3 separate regions of the Homo sapiens genome follow, and regions 1 and 3 are each linked to region 2. Evidence: chromatin contacts called from ENCODE Hi-C or POLR2A ChIA-PET data. All regions are on one chromosome and are shown on one strand. The core of a region is the stretch at or near the end of the contact, and the rest is flanking DNA. Distances in the headings are between cores, read along the strand shown.

Evidence for each region. A loop is a pair of places that touch in the nucleus more often than their neighbours do. ChIA-PET counts read pairs that join two places held with the same protein, here RNA polymerase II (POLR2A). Pooled maps may share reads with other maps.
Region 1: a map of HepG2 shows a loop between it and region 2 (2.3-fold over the local background). The contact joins two enhancer-like sites. A Hi-C loop is called at or near these places in 5 of 168 maps with a recorded cell type or tissue (Calu3, GM12878, HepG2 and 2 more), 14 of 37 single-sample maps with no recorded cell type and 7 of 50 pooled maps. POLR2A ChIA-PET finds 5 or more read pairs at or near these places in 1 of 52 experiments (HepG2).
Region 3: POLR2A ChIA-PET joins it to region 2 with 16 read pairs in AG04449. The contact joins two enhancer-like sites. A Hi-C loop is called at or near these places in 5 of 37 single-sample maps with no recorded cell type and 3 of 50 pooled maps. POLR2A ChIA-PET finds 5 or more read pairs at or near these places in 1 of 52 experiments (AG04449).

Annotation. Positions count from the first base shown.
Region 1 is chr6:113,629,575-113,634,233 of GRCh38, reverse strand. The region is part of intron 1 of LINC02541 (long intergenic non-protein coding RNA 2541); the gene reads left to right. Among named protein-coding and RNA genes, the nearest start is that of LINC02541, 18 kb to the left of the region's middle. RefSeq lists enhancers at 1,879-1,928, 2,799-2,938, 2,959-3,258. Within about 2 kb of position 3,378, at least 16 of the 41 ENCODE cell types and tissues checked have a DNase peak (open chromatin) inside an H3K27ac peak, as active enhancers do; they include PC-9 and mammary epithelial cell, where a contact is called at or near this core.
Region 2 is chr6:113,358,210-113,362,698 of GRCh38, reverse strand. LOC107986637 (a long non-coding RNA gene) reads left to right here. Exons shown (of 4, transcript XR_001744312.2): 3 at 29-168. It overlaps LOC124901497 (a long non-coding RNA gene), which reads left to right and starts at 4,460. Exons shown (of 2, transcript XR_007059930.1): 1 at 4,460-4,489. Within about 2 kb of position 1,523, at least 2 of the 41 ENCODE cell types and tissues checked have a DNase peak (open chromatin) inside an H3K27ac peak, as active enhancers do; they include PC-9 and mammary epithelial cell, where a contact is called at or near this core.
Region 3 is chr6:113,816,668-113,820,927 of GRCh38, reverse strand. No RefSeq gene overlaps it. Among named protein-coding and RNA genes, the nearest start is that of MARCKS, 39 kb to the left of the region's middle. Within about 2 kb of position 1,312, at least 4 of the 41 ENCODE cell types and tissues checked have a DNase peak (open chromatin) inside an H3K27ac peak, as active enhancers do.

The DNA of each region.
Region 1 (4,659 bases), core at 2,129-4,628, 270 kb before region 2:
CTGATGAGATGATATTTAGTTGTCCCTTCAGAGCCAAAGGGCAGTGATTCAAAAACATTTAGGGAAATAGAAGTAACTCTTTGTAAGCTAACCAAACAGTGACCTGAACTCTTTTACCTTGTGATTTCTTATGAGTGCTTAGTTTAGTCGCCTGAAGATCAATCTTGAAATTAACAGGCTATTTTGGATTATAACAAGATTATTTAGAGACTCAAACATTCCAGAGTTCCTTTAGTAGATGACTTCTATCATGACAAGCAAGCTAAAAGGTCAGTGGTCCCAAAGTGGGGTGCACATGATCTATTGAGGTACAGAAAAAGAGAATAATAAAAATATATAAATGTATCATTATTAATAAATATAATCTTTAAAAAGATGAATTTTTATGAATGATTTATATTATTCACAATAAATTAATAATGATTATGTCATTCATAAATAAAAACATAGATATATGGTAGTACATGCTTAAATTTTATTTAAACTAGTAAGAAGGTGGGATCAAATACAGTGAAAGTCTAATGGTTAGGTAACACTTTGGCTGTAATACCCTCTTCCCTCTAATCAATGCAGTATAATAAAGACAGGTTCTAATATCTCCTCCTGAAACTGGGAGGAATTTTAAACATTCTCCCTTCTACATCATCAGAACAATATAGTTTTACTTTCACTACCTTTAAAAACATTAAGGAAAGTAGAGAACAATATTCAGATTAGTTATAAGATCAATTTTCCTATCTCCTTCTATAAGTTTCTAGGATTTTGTATATTTGGTGTGTAACATACTAACTATGTTGTATTTTTCTGTGCTTTTAGTCACAAAAAGATCCTTGCTTAAAACAAACATTTTCTAAAGACATCAAAGGCCATGTAGAAAAACATAATATAAAAAGTATTTGCAAGCTGGGTGTGGTAGCTCCCATGTCTGTAATCCTAGCACTTTGGGAGGCAGAGGTGGGAGGATCACTGCTCCTCACCCACCTACAGGTGGCTCCCATGCTTGTAATCCCAACACTTTGGGAGGCAGAGGTGGGAGGATCGCTTGAGCCCAGGAGTTTGAGACCAGCCTGAGTAACATAGTGAGACCCTGACTCAAAAATTAGCTGGGCATGGCGGCTCATGCCTGTAGTGCTAGCTATTTGGTCTTGAACTCCTGGCTTCAAGCAATCCTCCCACCTCAGACTCCCAAAGTGCTGGGATTACAGGCATGAGCCACCACACCTGCCCTATCCTACCTATTTGGGAGGCCAAGGTGGGAGGATTGCTTGAGCCTGAAAGGTCGAGGCTTCAGTGAGCCATTATTGTGCCACTGCACTCTAGCCTGCATGGCAGAGCAAGATCCTGTATCAAAAAAAAAAAAAAAAAAAAAGAATTTACAGTTGTGTGCCATAGCTTATTAGCAACAGTAGAGAAATTATAGCACAATATTTGCTGATACCACAAGGGAACACATATTTGTGGTGTCTATCTTTCATGTGTTTTTATTTTAGGAAATGAATGCTGATGTTAGGCAACTTAATCCCTTCCTTGTGACTTTTGCTCCTATTTCCAAGCTGGGTATCTCTTACACAGGCATTAACAAGTAGGTTGACTGTCGGGACAAGCCCAGGGATGGCATTGTTTCTATTTGCTGATAAATGACTCTGGGGCTGTGAAGACTCAGACCCAAGGAGTGACTCAGAAAGTCAGGGGCCCATGTCATTCTGCTCTGGGTTCAGACGTGCACTGCAGCAGCACCGGGACTTGACAGCCCTACGGCTCGATCAGCTTTCTGTTTTCATTGCCTTACGATGCCATGAGTGGAACTATTGTCAAATCAGAGTTCACTCCCCAGCTTTTCAGTCTTTCCCCTAATTCTTGCTCTATCAGAGGTCGAGGACAACAGTATAATGATTCATAGGTTCTACTTCCTGGCAAGTAATCATTTTCCCACGGTGAGTAATGATTTATGCTGAGAGGGGTAAAGAATTGTGATTTGCTTTTTTCTGTGTGGCCTTTCTGCTGACAGAGGGTTGGCTAGGAATACTTTTTTTTTCCATTTGTAAGGCCATCTAGAAAATGTTTTAAAGCATTTTAATTTTTTAAACATAGGCTCTTTAAATATATATATTATTCATAGAGAACTGGAATAATCCCCTCATATACTTTGTTAAAAAACAAAGACAATTTTGAAATTTCCTTTTTTATGTTGGCATGTGAGGACTCGGTGTGCCTCATAGAAGTCAAGAGCTGTAGAGGCCCACTACAACCCCACTTTTTAGATGGGAACACTGAGACCTGGAGAAGTTACTTGAGTTGTCCATTTCCACAGAACTGGCTAGTGACAGAGACAGATTGAAGCTTAAATTAGCTCATCATAGGCTATGATTTTATCTAACTTTAGGCTTACTTGTACCATGTCATAAGGGGAAATCTAGGTTTAAAGAAGTCCATGACTTTCACAGTGAACCACATGAATTAATGACAGAAGGGCCAAGGCAGAAGCATAGTAATTGGTATCGGATGGACCTTGGCTTGAATCGTGGCCCTGGAACTGGATGATGTTGGCTAATTTACTTAATTTATCTGAGTATGTTTTCTCACTTTACAGATGAGAATGGGGATAATAATGTCAATTTCATATCATCTGATGTAAGAGTAAGAGATAAGGCATGCAAGGCTCCTGACACATGGTAGGCTTTCAATAAACAGAAGCTCTAATTATTTTTTAAAACTAAGCGACACCTGTCCTTGCTCTCTGGGTTTCCTTTTCAAAGCAGCCCTAGTTATACTTCGCACTATCTTAGAACTTTGCTTTGTCAGACTCAACAGTTAGTTTTCTCAAGCCACTACTGAAATTTTTCCCTTAGTACTCTGCATCTGAGTTGTCTCATTTCCTGGAGGCCCTGTCACAGGCCAGTAGGCTGTTACAGAACATGATCTGAAACCTCACTGGCAAGGGAAGTCCCCTTCAAAAGAGGCATTTTTTTCCCCTTCTGGAGTTTCACGCTTCTCTTTCAGATTATGTAGGCAACCCCTCAACCGGAGGACACAGATGAAGGTCCTGCCCCGATTGTCCTGTGGACAGTGTGGGTGCAGTGGGGAGGCTGAGGGTCTGGGCATATTTGCCCCATATGTCGTCACTGCCACCATTTCTGCCTCTGTACCTCCATGTCCTTTCAGCTTCCCCACAAATGGCCTTTGTTTTTTTTTTTCTCTTCCCTTTGGTCTCCCCCTCCCACCTCACCAGGACCAACTCTTGAAACACCCAGTGGGAAATTTAGAGGAGTCTGTGATACGTGGGGGAGTATTGGAGCTTTGCATTTCTGTGTTTTCTTACTTCCTTTAGAGCTCACAGGGATTTCCTAAGCAGTCTCTTCTGTGCCCAGTGGCCAAGACTGGCTCCCTCCCCCTGTGATGGGGAATTGCCACCTAGGTGCAGGTGGTTCTTCTTTTACTTCTTCTTTTCTAAAAAACACAGTTACAAAAATATACACCTTATGTTCAGGTCTTGCAATGAAAAAAATTGCTCTAGTGATTTTTGTAGTATTTTTTCTATAACTGAAATGCTATTTACATATCATGATAAGAGATAGTCCATTTCATTAAATGGGCTCATTCCTTTAATTGAAGTGTGTGTGTGTGTGTGTGTGTGTTTATTGGCATACTTTCTAGATATTTTGTCACCAGGGAATTTCCCACTTGAGTATATGTTGTAACATAAGTGAATAGTCTGCAATATTTTTTTTGAGACAGAGCCTTGCTATGTTGCCTAGGCTGCAATATTTTTTAAACATTAATATTTACATAGAGATTTGTACTAAGTGTTTTGAAAATCCTTTAAATCACATTAAATATCATAAAAGAGATTTTTCATAATTAGAAAATATAGCCTCAATCCCATCCTTTTATTGTAATGATTGGTTTCATTTTCATATATTAACTTTCATTTTTTATTCATGTATTATAGTTTCATTAGGGTAGGGTCTAAAATTTGTGCTATCAAAATGAAACTAGCTATTGCTTCACGTTTACTGCAATAAGCCCACCTGCTTTTCTGATTTTGTGTGCACTGTCCTCTGTGAACTGTAATGGACCAAGTAACTATGAAACCAACATCTTCTTCCCTAGAGGATGGTCCCCTGGGAAGCCCCTGGATCAAGCTCCAATTCTGGCAGCTTCTCTTTCTTTTAAGAACAACAGATAAAGTTCCAGCATGGCTTATTTTATTTATTCCACCAATATGTATTCAGAGTGTACTAAATATTGAATGCTACTATGTTAATTGGGGACACAGGATGTATAATCACTTTGACATATTGAATATGGAGGGAAAACACAGGGAGGAAACTATTTTGGTGCTTTTGTGATTCTGTAAGTGGCTCAGAGTCAATTAGAGGAAAACATGATCTCTGTTTTTGGGTTCTGCAAGGTTGGAAGAAGTGGATGTGGAGATAAAGTAAAATGAGGGGCATGGTAAACTGTGGCCTGGTGGTGGGGTGGAGTTTGTATTTCAGGATACATAAAGTAATGAGCCCTATGATTAATAAAGCTAAGTTGAATACCTAACCCATGGGTTGGATAGCTTAGTATCTGGGACAATAAACTAGGAGTTTTGTTTATTTGTTGGTGAGTGGGGGAGGTGGGTATGGGAGATTTAAACTGAATTAGCAGGATTGA
Region 2 (4,489 bases), core at 274-2,773:
TTGAAGTTTGTTTATTCCTGTTTTACAGACATGGTAATTAGAAACCAGGAAGACTGAGAAGGAATCAAATTTGCAGCAGCTCAGTAAGTGGTAGACTGGGAACAAGAAGCCAGTTCTCTGGGCTCTTGAAGCAAGGCCCTGCCACGTTGTCTTTCCCCAGGAGAGGAGGTATGACAGATAAAGGTCTTAGGTTGATTTTTTAAAACTGTGTGACTATCAGTGTCTGGTATTTTATTCCAATAACTTAAAACATAAAATTAAAATCACAGCATGCTCAGCCGCAGATTTCCCTTTCAATGCGATGCTTTTGCATACCAAAGGATCTGAGGACAGTTTTCTATTTCAAACTGTTTTTTTTTAAGCCACTATATGTATAGGCGCTAAATGTAGAAGTCTTTATTATTTTAAGTGAATTTTTTCTTAAAAACATGAAAGAAAAAAATCAATTTTAAGAAATTAATATGTGAAATGACTTGAATTTCTCTAAGGGTTCTTTGCAATGCTTTCCCATTATTACAACTTCAATATCCTGTTTTAGCAACACTTATTTAACTAGTCACATTTTACTTTTATGGGGGAGCAATAAATGTAAAAGGCACATAAAAACCACAGCCAAATGGTTGACATTTGACCTTTAATCATCTCTTGGACTCTCCTTTAGCAACATACCACCTCCTCTTCTACATATACACAAATACACAGTGTGTATCAACACACTTCCTAATTTACCACATATCATGATGTTGCTGAAGAAAAGAAATGACTTTCTTCAACCTGGTCTGCCTTTTGTTTCTCCTCACATTTTTTTTTAACTATTTTTATTATTTTCTGTTATTGGCCTAACAAATTACCACTTCCTTTGTGATTAAAATTAAGACTGGAGCCCCAAAAAAGGTGGTAAGAGGTGATTTTTTAAACTATCACAAGACCAAGAATCAAGTAAAAAGTTTGTTTTGAATTTTGAAACTGCATTATTATAAACAAAATAGTTCTTTATTTTTACCAATATATGAGTAGTTATCTAACCTAAACTATACATACACACACACACACACACACGCATATTATATATTGATTATAAACAACAGGAAATATAGATAGAATTAGTAATTAGTAGGAAGGGACCTGAGAAGAGGCCTGATCGCCAATCATTTGACAGATATCAAGGCTGAAAGACATGGCTAATGCCGCATGGCTACTGAGGGCAGAACTAGAACAAAGACAGAACAGCCCGGGCTTAGCCCTGTTGACTTACAGCTATGCCCCCAAATATGACATCACTTGCAGAAAGAGAATGTTGTGCCCTGAACATACAAAGATTGAACCAGAATGTCTCAGTGTTCACAGCAAATCCAGAAAAAGATCCCATCCTTGAAGCAACTTTCTTGATGGCTGCCCCTATTTCAAAAACTTGAGATGACGGGCGTCCCCACAACACTCCTCCTCTGACTTGTTTTGTCTTCATGGTATGAAAAAGGGTAGGAAAAATCTGGAAATCTGACCCAGCTCAGTCAATAAAAAGGCTTTTGTCTGTGAACCTGACCACAAGTGACTCATTAACAGCCGATTGAAAGATTTTTGTCGGGAACTCCCCCCTATCTCTTAACAGAAATAAACAATTTGAAACAAAACTGAAGTATAAGGTGAAATCAATTCCCACTTCAAAATAGTGTTGTCTACTACATGTAAAGGTGTTTATTTCCTCCTGACAAAACATTTGTTATGGATTTACTGCCATTTTTATCCCTTTACCTAAATCCACCATTTGTTTTGTCAAAGATGGAGCATGAAAAATTCTTTACAAAATGTCTTAAAGTGCATCCTGAATTAATGGTCCAATTAATTTTTTAAAAAACCTTAATTTTTTGTTTCTAGCAGATGATTAGTTACCCTTAATTTCAAATGGTATTGTATTTTAATTTATTTTATTAAAGTTCAAAATAAATTAGTAATTCAATTTTGTATTTTTATCATTTATTTTTTAATGCTAAGTACTAACTTTTTTTTTAAGGTGCTTACTGTGTGTGTTGTATTTCATTTCCACAGTATTCTTCCTTAAAACACATTAATAATTTTTGATCTTTTAATAATTGACTTCAAGTTAGAAAAAGTAGTGGCATTAAACTATATTCAGAATTTATTAATATAGCATTTAAACTCAAGGAAAATGCCAGACTCAAAAATTCTGACAATGCAAACTCATTCTAATCAGGCTTTGTCTCTGCCCTTTGTAAGAACTGCAAGAAAACTGGAATATCTTGTATGTTAATATTCTGAAATATCTCCAGTAGCATCCATCTGTGAAGTTAAAAGACTTCATCATATTTACTTTTGATTTTTAAAAAGGGCATGGGCCCTCTGCCTCTCCAGCTTGAGGTATGAGAGGATCCACAAATGAAAATACATTATCATCATTAAAGACTTGGAATTCTAGAGACAATCTTATCCAGAGGGAATTAAAATAATGAATTACATTTGGTCCTGGTAGTTTTAGTGTTGTGATACTTTAAATTGGCTTAAAGTCACTCCTGTACAATCCCCATACATGTTTCAGTATTAATCGTCAACTCCCCTTTAATTGCCTATATTCCTTTAAGATTCTGCTATACTATCTCACTTCCTATGAGCAAGAGCTAAGCCTTCAGCCCTGGGCGAGCAGCATGGGCAAGTGATTCAAATGAAGGGCTTGATTAACAGACTCTTTGCAGTTCTGCTCTAACAAGTCCAGCATTTCCTGGAAACCTGCTCACAGATTGTGGGACTATTTTTAGTAGCTCACCTCCCAGTAAATGTAGCTATTAGATATCCAGATATCCTTGCCTCTTTCAGATGCAGTAAAATAGAACATAAAAGGATGTAATTGAATGATTACAGCTAAAGCCTGTAATCAGTAGCCATAGGGTCTCTCTCTTTCCCCTAAGTGATCTGGGACACAGACCCAGGAGGGCCTTGTCCCTCCCCACTGCCTGGGAAACACACATGCCGTGCACAGGCCATGCTGACTCTCTGCAGATGCAGCCTAACCTCAAAAGCAGGCGCCCTGCAGATGCAGCCTAACCTCAAAAGGTTGGGACTGTTTTCTGTGCATGCATGCAGGGTAGAAAGGAAAGGCAAAAGAATTCACATATTTGGACATCTACTTGTGTATTCATGTGATTTTCATAGCCATGTGAGGTAGGTAGGTAGGTATGATTATTTTCATTTTACTAATGAGCAAAATTTACTGCTATGGTCTGAATTTTTGTGTCTTCCCAAAATTCATATGTTGAAACCTAATCACCAATGTTAAGGTATTAGGCAGTGGGACCTTTGGGAGGTGATTAGGTCATTAGGGCAGAGGTCCCATGAATGGGATTAGTGCCCTGATGAAAGAGGCTTCAGAAGGCCTTTCCTCTTCCACCATGTGAGGACATGGCTGGAAGATGCCATCTGTAAACAAGAAAGTGGACTCTCACCATCCCTGAATCTGCTGGCATTTTGATTTTGGGCTTCTCAGTCTCCAAAACTATCAGAAATAAATTTCTGTTTTTTGTAAGCCACTCGGTCTATGGTGTTTTTTTAGGGCAGCCTGAATGGACTAAGATATTTACCAATCAGCCAAATTCAGCAATTGCCTGAGGACCTGTGGCTAACGAGCAGCAGTGTCAAAGCTGGGTTTAAACTCAGCCCATGTTTCCCTTTTACACTCTGCTCTTTAATGGGGGACAGAATAGCAGACTCTATAACTAGGGTGGCTGAGTAATTTATTGTCCAAACCAAGACATGTCTAAGGAACAAGTGGAAGTGCCGTTAATAAAAACACTGGGACAACAAGCCTAACCTGTAAGGGTCTTAGGCGAACTAGGATATGTGCTTGTCCTGTCCCTAACCCTGCCCTGCTCACGCCAGCAGAGCCAAGACTGAAGGTGAGTGCCCAGTAGAAAGTTTCTAGCCCACTGGTCAGGGTGGGGACGGCTTATACCCGAATCCTGCAATAGGTCCCTTGGGCAACAGGGAATGAAGCTTTAAAAAATACTATATTTAAGACGAGATTTTAGGCATGAAATTCTATTTCATTTTATGTAACTCAGAGAGGATCCATCATGCAGAAAGTGTTACTTACAGCTGCACCCCTAACTCCTTAGAGGCAGTGAAACTGTATCATTGGACTGCCAGTCACTTGCATTAGATATGTTGAGATAACACAAAAATATCTAACATTTATTGACTTGCCATGTGCCAAACAGTGTGCAAAGTGCTTTACTTACATTATCTCATTCGATTTTCTCAAATACTCTATGAGGTAGGTAAATTTATTGCCCCATTTTACAGATAAGAAAACTCAGGCACTGAGAAACTTGCTCGAGAACACACACATAGTAAGTGGCTCAGCTATATTCAGACAGAGGACTTCTGCCTCCAGAGTCTGCACTCTTCATTATGACATAGGGCCATGTGTGTTGTATTGATCTTGGAAAGAGAAGGGTCACAGAGCGGTGTGACCTCACAA
Region 3 (4,260 bases), core at 63-2,562, 460 kb before region 2:
TTGCCCAATAAATCTTTGTTGAAATCATCTAGACAGCGTTATGAGAGAACTGAATTCCATGGATCTCGAATGTGACTCAGTTGCCTTAGCACAGTCCGAGGCACTGTCATTTGTCATATTAGCTTATGCTGTATCCAAGTCCCCTAGAAGAGCGCCTAAATACGGTAAGTGCTCAAAAATTGTCAAAAGAATGAATGAATTATCAAACTGCTCAAAGCTTAACTTATAAGCCTCTTGGGTCACAATGAAATAAAAAATATAGTTTATTTAAAAAAATAACTTTTTAAGTTAGTAAAACTATATATCTACATACAAAATACACTTAAATAAAATATAGATTATATCTGATGTGTGTGTATTGTACAACTATATGCATATAATTTATATATGCTTTTGAAAGTTAGCAAAACTAAAATATAAACAATCACATCATCAAAAATACTCATTTGGTGTATAAGTGTTTTCACATTTTTTCTGTGCAGTATGTGTATAAATTAAAAAAAATTTGAATCATATCATACCTAACATTTAATAAACTCTACCATTTTGTTTACTTAAAATTATAGTATGAATTAAATGTCTACTTTATAATAAACACCAAAAGTAGGTTTAAAAGGCCATCTATTTTTGTTATTTTCTGCTTTCTACGTATCTATTCTTTTGGTCTCACGTTCTTATCCTTATGATAAGGTTTGCAATATTACAATTTAAAATGCTGTTTCTGAAGGAAGAAGGTCTAACTCATACTAGAACATGTTAGCATTCCAGAAAATAAGCTGAATAACTTTGCTTTATACTTTATTACTTTGGTTTTCCTTTTAGATTGATTTTTTAAAAAATATTTTATTTTACATCAACTCACAGGTGAAATTCCCCACTAGTTTTTAGAACAAACACTGAAATTAAGGATTTTATAATAAAGTATAAATGTGATGCACATTTAGGTTAGGAGGTCAAAAACATTGTTTTTTGATTCAGGGACTCCACAGTTCACCAATATTACAGGACCTCACCACTGGCTCTCTCCTCCTGATAGGTGTTGAGAGAGAGTAAGGACACTGCTGTTTTTCCAGATTCCATTTTTATTTAGAAACAACAATCAATTTTAAAGGTCAGAATAGTGGCAAAATAGGTTGGCAAAAAGGGAACAACAATTGACCAAAAAGAAAAATGACAATAATTTAAACCAAGTAAATTATTGGGACAAAAGTAATAGAAAATGTGCTGAATCAAAATAAATCTGATTAGATCCTTAAGTGGTAACTCCTTTCTGGAGCATACACTTTCCTCCAGCGTAGCCCTGTCCAGGGGCAAGGCCACGTCTGTACTATGAACCAGGAAGTCTCAGGTTGTCAGTAAACTGTCTTTGCTTTCACAAATATTTACAAACCACCACCTTCTTCTCCTCATTGCTATAGAAATAAAAAAACAAGGGGAAAAACAGATAGGATCATGAATTTCAGTTTGAGACTTATGAAATATTACAAATAAGAAAATATAAAGAACTATTTTATTTTAAAAAAACAACCAGGATTTTTGACTCTTGATTCTCTAGCACAGCATAGCAAGTAAATGTTTAACCAGAACTCAAGATATAAGAAATGAATTTCATGTGGAACTTATAAATGAAATTTATCTAAATATCCAATCTATTTTATAAATTTTGCTGAGTCTGGAGGTGAGAGGATAACAGGGGAATACTTATTCCCCTGTTAGATAACAGGGGAACAATAATATTGTTATCTTATTAAGAATTATTAGGGTGCTTAATTATATCTACAGAGAAAAACATTATTTAATGAAATGACAAAGGTAACTAAAAGTTTCTGCACAATCACTATACTAAACAATACCTTAAACCAAAAATTACAACATATATACCAGTCAGAGTGTCCATGTAAGCATTTTGAATAATTATATGTGGCGTATTTTCTTAGTTCAATGGTTAACATCATGCACAAGCCAGAGATACTTCATTATTCCAAAGGTTCTCTAAAAGGATTTTTCAGCTGAAGTGAATCTGTCACTATTAGCGCTCTAGTCATGTCCCTATTGCTATTAGTAGAAAAGTACATTTTTGTGACATTAAATTTTATTTGCTTGGAGTTTGTCTTCCAAATGAGTAATGTGTAAAGAGAATCACAATCTGAAAAGACAGTGAAGCTTCAGCTGGTCAGTTTCATTTCTCCCTCCCTTTAAATCTGTCTCTGGCTTATGCAATACCAACAGGATGGAGTAATTTTTGAAGTATATTTACTTTGTAAAGATAGTAATTTTTTAAACAAACTTTTTATATATCAGAGGGTGTATGAAAAATGAAGCCCTATCTATCTTTCTCTTTCTTTCTGCCCTCCAATACCCCGTTTAGTAAAACTTGTAGAGCAAATTGTTTCCTTGACCTTGAACATTTTAATCACATCCTCTGAAGAAAGGCAGGAATACAGAATGATTTTTTATAAGGTACTGTATTACAAAAGAAAAAGAGTGCCTGATACTCAATGTTCCAGGTAATAATACTTCTCAGGCTTCCAATTTGGGAATGCACAGATAACTAGAATATTACAGCTAGGAGGAAAGACTCTTAATGATAACATCAAACCCTTTTGATTTAATATAACTAGAAGAGATTTAAGAAATTCCTTGTTTCTGCTCCAAACTCAAAATACTATCCATTTTTTTCTTTTATTATTGTTACTATTATTATTTTGAGACAGGATTTGGCTCTGTCACTCAGGCTGGAGTGCAGTGGCATGAGCTCAGTTCACTACAACCTCCAACTCCCAGGCTCAAGCAATCTTCCTGCCTCAGCCTCCTGAGTAGCTGGGACTCACAGGCGGGAGCCACCAGACCCAGCCGATTTTTTCTTAATAAAAAATAATATGGAAGTTTAATGTAAAAATTAGGAAAAAACAACAATTACAAATACTTCTGTGCATTCTATCCAGCTTAAAATACAGAACATTACCCTAATCAGTATAATGTTGAGTTTTGTATGTTTTTAAAACTTGATATAGATGGGAATCACAATGTATAATAATTATATGACTTGCTTCTTTGGATCAATATTGTTTTCATGAAGTTGACCCATGTTGATACACGTGGCTGCCCATAGCTTATTTATTTTCATATCTGTATGACAGTCCATTGTGAAAGTGTACCACAATTTATCTATTTTCTTGTGACTGAATGTTACTTCCAAATTTTGCATAAACATTGCTGCCATGAACACATGACTACTGGTGAACATGTGCAAGAGATTTGGATATCTAGAAAGAGAATTGCTGATCATGTATAATATGCATTCTTCATTTACTAAATATTACCAAATTGTTTCCCAAAGTGCTTGTACCAGTTTATACATACATACAAAGTGCTATCAACAGGGTTCAAGTTCTGATTATTCCACAACCATGCCAACACTGGATAAGGATAAACTTTAAAATTTTTGCTTCCCTGGTGGTTGTGAAGTGGTATCTTTTGATCTTAATTAGGATTTCTGTGATTACCAACAACATTGAACATCTTTTTATGTGTTTTCTGGCGGGGGGTCCATTCTTGTTTTCTTTTGATTGCTTTCCTGTTTAAGTCCTTGCCCATTTTTTTCTCTTGGGTTGTTTATAGTCTTCTTAAAATTTATAGAGATTTTAAAGTGTATTTTGGGGCTGGGTGCGGTCGCTTACGCCTGTGATCCTAGCACTTTGGGCGGCTGAAATGGATGGATGACCTGAGGTTAGGAGTTCGAGACCAGCCTGACCAACTTGGTGAAACCCCATCTCTACTAAAATTACAAAAATTAGCTGGGTGTGGTGGCACATGCCTGTAATCCCAGCTACTCGGGAGGCTGAGCTGGGAGAATTGCTTGAATCCTGGAGGTGAAGGTTGCAGTGAGCTGAGATCCCACCACTGCACTCCAGCCTGGGTGACAGAGTGAGCCTCCATCTCAAAAATAAATAAATAAATAAACAAATAAATAAATAAATAAATAGTTTGGATACCAATCTTTGTTAATTATGTTTTGCAAATATATTTTCTCACATTTATATTTTTACATCATTTGCCTTTAACTTTTTTTTTTATTATGGAGGTCTTACCTACAATCAGCAAAGTGAATAAAGCTGTGTACAGAATTATTATATATGTGTATATCCACATAGTCATCCCCTAGATCAGTGTATAAAACACTTCCAAGACCACAGTAGGCTCTCTCATGCCTCCGTTCCAGGTAATGTCTCTGAATCTCCCACACCTCCAGTATTTTCT